2 separate regions of the Homo sapiens genome follow, and region 2 is linked to region 1. A link is a contact called in ENCODE Hi-C or POLR2A ChIA-PET data. All regions are on one chromosome and are shown on one strand. The core of a region is the stretch at or near the end of the contact, and the rest is flanking DNA. Distances in the headings are between cores, read along the strand shown. Region 1 has its middle 18 kb from the start of DDR2. Region 2 has its middle 32 kb from the start of HSD17B7.

Region 1 (4,481 bases), core at 343-2,842:
AAATTTGTTTTTAATGTTATGCCTCAATTAAAAAGAAAAAAGTATATGCATTTTGAAGTTTGAAAATATATTTTAAAATAATTAATTGATTAAAGAGAGAGTTTAAATAACTTATTCAAGACTTCATAACTAGCGGATGGTGAGTGAGGATTAAAATCCAGGTCTGTCTGGCTCTGAGATCCCTGCTTTGAATTATTAGGCTGGTGCAAAAGTAATTGTGGTTTTTGCCATTGAAAGTAATGGCAAAATACTACCATTGTTGCAATTAATACTATGCTATGCTGCTACCCACCACACCTTCTAATCCCAACAACATTCTGAAAAATGCTATACATACCAACCATGGCTTTTGAAAGAGTAAAGGTATAAAATAGTTGGGTTTATAATTTTTAAGCTATCAGAATTGAGGAGCAATGGAAAATAACTATGAATGAAGAGAGAGCAAATATTTTTAGTGAATTTCACAATTAGCAGTTTGGGAAAAGGGCCCATTGGTATGAGACGGCTCAGCCTGTGGTATCCGAGGAGGAAGGGTCAAAAGCACAAAGAGAGAGAGTGCCAGATGGTGATCAGGGCCAGATGGCTGTCGCCAGGGTCATGCTCAAGCTAGTGCGAATTAAGAAGAATCACAATAAGCTTATGCAACACCAGCCCAAAGCCAATTATTGTTCTTGGACTTAGGGTATATTTCCTCTTTATTTATAGGAAAGTGTATGTTTGTATGTGTGTGTTTGTATATGGGGGGGTTGTGTTTGCAGGGGATGGCAAAGAGCAGTTCTGGGAATAATGAATCAACATTTGAAAGTAGAGTTGGGCTATACTTAGGTGAGTGTAATTGTTTCAGTGGAAAAGTTTTTCTCACATTCTTTCCCTTCCCTTTATTATATTCTCGTAACATACTGAAGGGCAGTGCATTTGGCAGGCTGAATTTGGCACTGCTCAGACAGCCTCAGTAGAGCAAAGGGCCTGAGGACACTAAATTCTATCCGGTCCCATTTACAGAGCTGTTGGGCAATGAAATGGTGCTCTTGATAACTTGCTTCCAGGGGGTGAGAAGCAGAAAACCACAACCTACGGTTCCTGTCTTGGGTTGCAGGTGGAAGTTGAGAGCCCTACCCCTGCATAACAAAGTTGTAAGACTAACTGCTTTGCTTATTGGCGTATTCTTAATCAGAGACAAGAATATCCAAATAGTGATCAAATTAAAGGCCCATAGTACTCTTTGGTTAACGTTTATTAGTAGCAAGCTATTTTTGTCTCACTCTTCTATCCTCGTAACCAAATTTGGTTGGGCTTCCAAAAATGATACTCCAGGGTCTTGTTTCTGGAGCTGTCTGGAATCCTCTGGAATGTGGCAGCAGCCCTCAGCCCCACTGCCTGTCCTACCCTAATCTGCCCTGCTGTCAGGGGGGCTTGCATAAGCATAAGTTGAGGGTAATGATGAGCTAATATCTGAAGCCATGGAGCAGAATGTATTTGCTTAAGCCGGGTTTTATAGCTTGATTTTTCACTTATTTTCTGAGTGTATTATAGGCTAGTTTCTGTGAGTCGGCTGCCTTCCTGGGGGCCTTGTCCCGGCTGGGCATGTTTAACTGTTTTTTGTAGCCTTTCCCGCAAGGCTATTTCTGTGCAGTAGAGGGCAGTATTTTCAAATGCTCAGGTATTAGCGCCTCAGCCTTAGGAGAATGTTTAGCCCAGGTCCAAGTTACACAGGGTTGAGTAAAAGCCCACCTGCTTGACCGTCTGAGAAATGCTGACATCATCCATACCTCGATCCTCTGTGTCCTACCAGCAGATGAAGGGCACCCAGGTTCATTAATAGAAACTTGGAAATGCAGAGAAATAGCATATTTAAAATGACCTCTTTTCGAATGCAGCTGCTATTGTTTCTGTGTATTTTTCTCTTAGGTATTTCTTTTCTATGTACCTTAAAGAGTGCATAAATAGCCGGGCGCGGTGGCTCACGCCTGTAATCCCAGCACTTTGGGAGGCAGAGGGGGGCAGATCACCTGAGGTCGGCAGTTCAAGACCAGCCTGACCAACATGGAGAAACCCCGTCTCTACTAAAAATACAAAATTAGCCGGGGTGGTGGCACATGCCTGTAATCCCAGCTACTCGGGAGGCTGAGGCAGGAGAATCACTTGAACCCGGGAGGCGGAGGTTGCGGTGAGCTGAGATCGCGCCATTGCACTCCAGCCTGGGCAACAAAAGCGAAACTCTGTCTCAAAAAAAAAAAAAAAAAGTGTTTAAATAGTTAACAGTATAGCAAAAACATTTCCTCATATTGTGTAATTAATATTTATAAGTCTACTTTTTATTTGCTGAATCATGTTTATTCAGGTGGATTTGTTAACCTTTTACTTAGTGTTGAACATTAATTTTTTTCTTCCAGCTTTTTGATAATATAAATAATGCTGTGACAAATATTTTTTAATAAGAGGCTTTCCATATTTATAAGTATTTCCTGAGTATGGATTCCCAGACATAGAATTATTTGGTCAAAGAATATAAATATTCTTAAAGCTCTGATTACTGTTTTTTTTTGCATTGCTAGGGAATTTTACTAATTTATACTTTTGCCAGTTGTCTTAGTTTTTTTTTATTGCTGCCATAACAAATTACCACAAACTTAGTGGTTTAAACTACACAAACTTAATTATCTTATATTTTTGCAGGTCAGAAGTCTGGTACAGGTCCCATCAGGCTAAAATCAGGTTGTTGTCAGGGCTGAGTTTCTTCCCATAGGCTCTAGGGAAGGAAGAATCCGTTTTTTTTTTTTTTCGCTGATTCAGGTGGCAGCATGGAGTTCCATGGGGTTGTGGGACTGAGGCTCCTGTTTCCTTGTTGGCTGTTAGTTGGGGCTGTCCGTAGCTCCCCCACGCCGCTCTCTGGTCCTTGCAGATGGCGCCTACATCTCAGAACCAGTAATAGGGTATTGAATCCTTCTCATGCTGCCATTTTCAGACTCATTCTGTTGCTTTTGGTTGTTGTATCTCTCTGACCCAGCGGGAAAGGTTCTACGTTTTTAAGGGCTCATGGGATTAGACAGGACCACTCAGATAACCAACGATAATCTTCCTATTTTAGGGGCCTTACGCTTAATCCCATCAGCAGAGTCCCTATTGCCATGCAAGGTAACATATTCTCAGGTTCTGGGGATTAGGACATGGATAACTCTGGGGGCCATTATTCTTCCTACCCCACCAACAATACACAATTTTTTATTTCACCAAATCTTAACTTCACCAGATATTATAAACACTTGTGTAATAATTTGATAGACAAAAAGATTTAAATAAGAATTTAAACATGTATTTTTGTTTAGTTGTGAAGATGAACATTTTTTGTGCTTTACACAGTTACTTTTGTTTATGTCTTTCTTGTTGACAGAAGAAACATATCTTTTCTGTCATTTCCCTGCCAGTTCTACTTATTGCTTGGACTTTAATACATTTTTTCTTCTTGAAATCACATTTGCCTCTTTTTTGTTTATTCTTCATTTGCTTCAATCATCCTCAAACAATGTCCCACAAAGGGAGAATGAAAACCAAATTTCCTGAGTTCTTGGAAACTTTATTCTCATATTTGATAGATATTTTGACAGGGTAGATACTTTTAAGTTTAGGAGAATTTTTCTTTAGGAGTTTAATGGTCTTGCTTCATTGGCTCCAAGCATCCATTATTGTTCATGAAAAGCCTGATGCTAGTCTGATTCCTATTTGTAGGTAAACTATTTTTTCCTTCTCTGGAAGGCTTAAGAATCTTTTCTGTATCTTGGGAGACATGAAATTTCACAATGATATTCCTAACAGAGAGTGTGTACTCTGATAGCCCCCCTTCTTTTTCTGATAGATTCTTCTGATATTAACTAATTAATGTAAATGTTTTTATTATGGAAAATTTAAAGCACATGCAAAAGAAGATAAAATAGTGTAATAAACCTACATACATTATGTATCACTCACCCAACCTCGATAATGATCAATTTATTGCCAGTCTTGTTTCATCTCAACCATTTGCTGCCCTTACTAACCCAGTACCTTTTTTTTTTTTTTTTTTTTTTTTTGAGATGGAGTCTCGCTCTGTCACCCAGGCTAGAGTGCAATGGTATGATCTTGGCTCACTGCAACCTCCGCCTCCCAGGTTCAAGCGATTCTCCTGCCTCAGCCTCCTGAGTAGCTGGGATTAGCAATTAATTATTTCAGTTTTAAGAACTCTGGTAATATCTTAATTTCTTCTTCATTATGAAGGATAGTTTTGCTGACATGGAATTCTCAATTGACATTCTTTTTCTTTCAGCACCTTGAATATGTTATACCACTGCCTTCTGACCTCCATGGTATCTGATGAGGAGTCAGTATTTAGTGTTATTGAGGATATCCTTTATCATTTTATCATGCATGGTTTTTTTTTTTTTTTTTTTTTTTTAGGAGTTTCGCTCTTGTTGCCCAAACTGGAGTGGAATGGGGCAATCTTGGCT
Region 2 (4,429 bases), core at 532-3,031, 210 kb after region 1:
CTTTTTGCTTATCATATTATCAAACACCAAAAAGTTTTGTTCAGGGTGTGAAAGAACAGGCACTTTCATTTCATATTGTTTGTGATGTAAATTGTTAATTCCTTTGAAAAGCAATTTGACAATACCAAAATTTTAAATGCATATACCTTTAATAATTCTACATTTTGAAATTTATCCTAAAGATACAACTCATTAATATACCTAAAGATATTTATACAGGACTGCCATCACTTATGCAAAATGTGTACTAACCGTGCTTTAGAATTTAAAATTGCTTGGAGTTTAGAAAGGTAAGTTGGTGCATACAATACAGTATGTTTTGCAATAATTCTACTGGGACCTGGGATAACAACCTGCAATCAAACCTAGCTATATGTTAGCAAAAAAGATACATGAATTCACATTAAGTAGTAGAAGTAAAGATGATAAATAGCCTCACATCAGTACAGCTATAGTTCAGCTGCCAAACGAGTGTGCCAAAAATTTGAAAAGACTAAATTTTCTTAGCTGTTTGGACTTTAGAATTGTGGGTAAAGGATTTTAGATCTGCACAAGAACAATTCATTGCAGCATTTTTTTTTTCCTGTAACAGCAAAAGAGTAGAAAGAACTGAAACATATTCCTCTAGCCTCTGGGGTACTGGATAATTATGTCATATTCATAAAATGTAATAAAAAATATTAAAATAAATACAATTACTAAAAAGAGTGAAGTTTTAAAAATGAAGTGATATATATGGATTGTGGATTAAGTGCATAAAAACAAGATGCTGTAAACTTTATAGATTTTTGTTTTCATTTGTATTATACACACATACACACAACACATATACATACATACACACAGAATCTCTGAAAGACCCTATCAGAGACTTGGGCTTTGTGACAGTGACAGTTGCACTGTAAAGGCAAAGTAGCCAAGAGGAATACTACATGGGCTTTTCACTGCATTTTTCTTGTACTGAATTTTTAGTTTACATATTTTATTTTCAATTATTATTCAGAAAGAAAAAAAAGTCTCTAGGTAGTAAGTGGTTGGTTTAGATTTAGTTCTGTCTCCAGGCCTCCTCCTTGGAAGTTGCCACCTCCTCCATGGTGGGTGTTTGGAAAGATGGTTCTGAGAAGTAGAAAAAAAGGGAGAGAGAAATCGACTGAAATCTTTTATAGAGGGTTCGGTTTTAAGTAGAGGCAGTTGAAGTGGATGACCTTTTCTACACCATAAAAATACATATTGTGATAGTACATACAATTCCTTATCAAAATCCAGGTTATTTTCTGCTTCAGCCTGTAAACAAAGAAACTAAGACATGAAGAGTTTTTTGTTTTGCTTTTAATAGGTGACTGCAATTAGGAATGTAATGGCAAAGGAGGGAAAGAAAAGGAGATGAATGACTGGAATGTGAACATAAAAAATGACACAGTGCCTCGATTCTTTTTTTTTTTTTTTTTTTTTGAGACGGAGCCTTGCTCTTGTCGCCAGTGCCTCGATTTTTGCATTTAAAATGAGGCGAAAGAACAAATGGAATAATTATAGAAAATTTTAGCCTCTAGCAAAACACTGTGAAGCAGCTCCAGCCTGTGGTGGAAGATGTGCGAAAGGGATGGGGGAACGCTGTGGACCGGTGTGGAGTCTAGGACGACAGGTGGTGGGCTCTGTCCCCACGCGCCTCGCGGCCAGCAGAGGCCCCCTCACTGCGGCCGCCGGGCGGGACTGGCGCGGGCGGCGCTGGGCTGGGCCCGGGAGGCTGGCATCCCTGGGTGCTCCGGTGCGGTACTAGGGGGCGACGGCTGAGCCGTGGGTGGAGCCGCTGGGTCAGTCTCGGATAGAAATAAACTGGGAAACTGCTGTGGTCTCTGTTGCTTGCGTGCTCGGTTTTCGTGCTTATCACGCTGATGATGAGGAAGGTGGTTTTGGTTACGGAGTGAGCAGGTGAACGCCTCCCCGTGGACCCCACCGGACTGGGTGGGGAACTCACAACTCTGACGCCCCGTGACTGCATCCCCTAGCTGGGCAGAGACGCATTTGGCTCGCCACCAGCCACCTCCCAACAGCGCCCAGCTCGGGGAGCTCAGGGAATTTGCAGTTGAATCAGGCGTGGCTCCAGGGACCTGAGCTCTGCCTTCAGATGGATCCTAGTAATCCTCCAGGTGCGGCGGGAGAGAGCAGCCGACCATCCCCAACTCGGCTCAGAGCCTGGGGTCCTAACTCACGTGGTCATGTATCGGTTTCCAGTTGTTTCATGATGTAGAGCTTCTCTCAATTAGGTTTAATTAACAAGTAGAACAAGGACTGGCAGAGCTTCATTGGATGTTGCACCCCTTACAGCTTCCCTCCAATGACTAAGCATTGGAGGGAAGAATCATTTACCTGTTGAATATGGAAAGAACATACAGACCCTTCAGTGGCTCATCTTGTAGGCCCTTTCTGCTTCTGGCTGTTTTACTTATTTGCATTGCCAGTGCAGGGCATAAAAAAAAAGTGGCTATAGACATTAACCAATCCATTTTGCTGCTTTTGAAATCTGAATTTATGGTAGATGCTAGTACTAGATTAAAAGTTTCAATTAAAATGACTCAGTGTTTAGCATATTTACTTACATTTCCTGTTAATCAAAATTGATGTTTAGGTGCTTGAGGACACCTCTGCCACATCCAGTGAATCACCACTTCCCTTCTCATGCTCCTAAACAACCCCCAGACTGTCTTCCACCCACCAGTGCCGAAACAGTGCACACGATCAAGATAGATTCTTGTTATAAAATTATATTAAACAACTAAATAGTACTAACCAATTTCCAGGCACCGTTCTAAGTGCATTATATATTTTTTTCATGTAATTTTCATGCTGTAGGCTAGGCACCATTATTATCCTCATTTTACAGATAAGATAAAGGGATTAGTTATCTTGCCCAAGGTACAGAGCTAGTGAGCGATAGAGTCAGGATTCAAATGTACCCAGTCTAGCTCTAGCTTCTGTACTCATAACTACCAAATTGTACAGTTCACAACATGGGCATTCTCTCTCTCTCTCTCTCTCTCTCTGAATGTACATAAAAATAAGGTAAGGCTTATTTTTTCTCAGTGAAGGAAGATACACAGTGAAGGTGTTTGGCTCTGTGCTTACAGGCACAGCTGCTTAAGGACATGTTTCAGAGTGAGCTTTAGAGCATTCTTGAGCCATTTGTCACCTTGTGACAATTACAGGGAGACAGAGAGGATATATTCAGTGGCAGGTCATGGTTATCATCTTTTTAATACACAGTCCTGTTTGCTTCCTTTGAAGGCTTTCTTCTGAAGACCTGTCTTCCTTTGACCTCCTGTATCCTCAGGTATCCTACTTTTCCTACTTTCTCCTTCCTGGCCTCTATTTGTATGTCCTCCATTCTTCTTTCTAAAGTCCTAATTTGTTCAAGGAAAAAAAAATCGCAAAGCCAAATAAACACTTAATTACACTGAATGCTCCTTTTTACATTAGTTATGTTCTCAGACTGACTGGCTAATGAACAATGAATTCATTCATTTATTCATGCAGAAAACGTTTGCTGTTTGCCCCTAGCTGTGATGATTAAACTTACTCATGGCATTGTATATGCCCATGAGGAACTTGCAAACTGCTTGAGAAAATAAAAATTGTATTAAAATGGTTGATAAAGATGCTGTCTTTAACACTTGCTATGGATGGTTTGTAATCACCCTTAGATATCAGTTGCATAGTAAATTCAGGATGATAACGTGCCTCAGAATAATCTCAATAGAGCAATGAGCAATGGAAAAGTACAGCTCTCATTGTTGACAGTACACTAAGTAAGCGGCTATTAGAGTGTGAGTTCCCTCTTTCCTTTACCTTTTTTTTAAAAAAAAAAAAGATTTTTAAGGCTTTAAAAAATCTTTCCTTGGGCTCCTGCTTGGAACCAAAGCAGTCAAAATCAGTTTTCTGAACCAGAGAGAAATGCCTCTACCTGATGCCATCCAGATAATGCACATTCTGTGTCTGAACTGCCCTCCCGGTGGCATTGACCTATCCTTCTGCAGCAGCTGCTGGTGGAAGATGATGAGCTTCACCTGTGTTTGCCATGCAGGAACATGAGCAATACAGAAGCTGTCCATGCAACTCTGCTGGCCTCTCACCATACGGTCAAGGTCACCACGATGCAGGTGGATGGCAACCTGCAGTCAGTGCTCCAGGCCTCTAAGGAACTCAAGCAAAAGTATGCCTGGACAGTCCTCATGAAATGGTATCTCTGATTTCTATTTCAAGATGGCAGACTGAGCACTCGGTAACTGCCTTTTCCTTCCACATCGAATCTGGAATACACATATGTGAGTGCAATTACAGAAGTTTGGAGTGGCATCAGGGGATCCGCTGTGGAGGTAGAAGATTCTAGGAACTAGAAGAGAACAAAGGAAATAAAAAATGGTGATTGGTTGGG

The links. A loop is a pair of places that touch in the nucleus more often than their neighbours do. ChIA-PET counts read pairs that join two places held with the same protein, here RNA polymerase II (POLR2A). Pooled maps may share reads with other maps.
Region 2: a loop to region 1 is called in a map of A673, with 2.5 times the contacts of the local background. The contact joins two enhancer-like sites. A Hi-C loop is called at or near these places in 1 of 168 maps with a recorded cell type or tissue (A673) and 3 of 50 pooled maps. POLR2A ChIA-PET finds 5 or more read pairs at or near these places in 5 of 52 experiments (GM12878, HEK293, K562 and 2 more).

What each region holds. Positions count from the first base shown.
Region 1 is chr1:162,612,224-162,616,704 of GRCh38, forward strand. No RefSeq gene overlaps it. Among named protein-coding and RNA genes, the nearest start is that of DDR2, 18 kb to the right of the region's middle. Within about 2 kb of position 1,593, at least 12 of the 41 ENCODE cell types and tissues checked have a DNase peak (open chromatin) inside an H3K27ac peak, as active enhancers do.
Region 2 is chr1:162,820,795-162,825,223 of GRCh38, forward strand. No RefSeq gene overlaps it. Among named protein-coding and RNA genes, the nearest start is that of HSD17B7, 32 kb to the left of the region's middle. RefSeq lists an enhancer at 1,791-2,396. Within about 2 kb of position 1,782, at least 2 of the 41 ENCODE cell types and tissues checked have a DNase peak (open chromatin) inside an H3K27ac peak, as active enhancers do.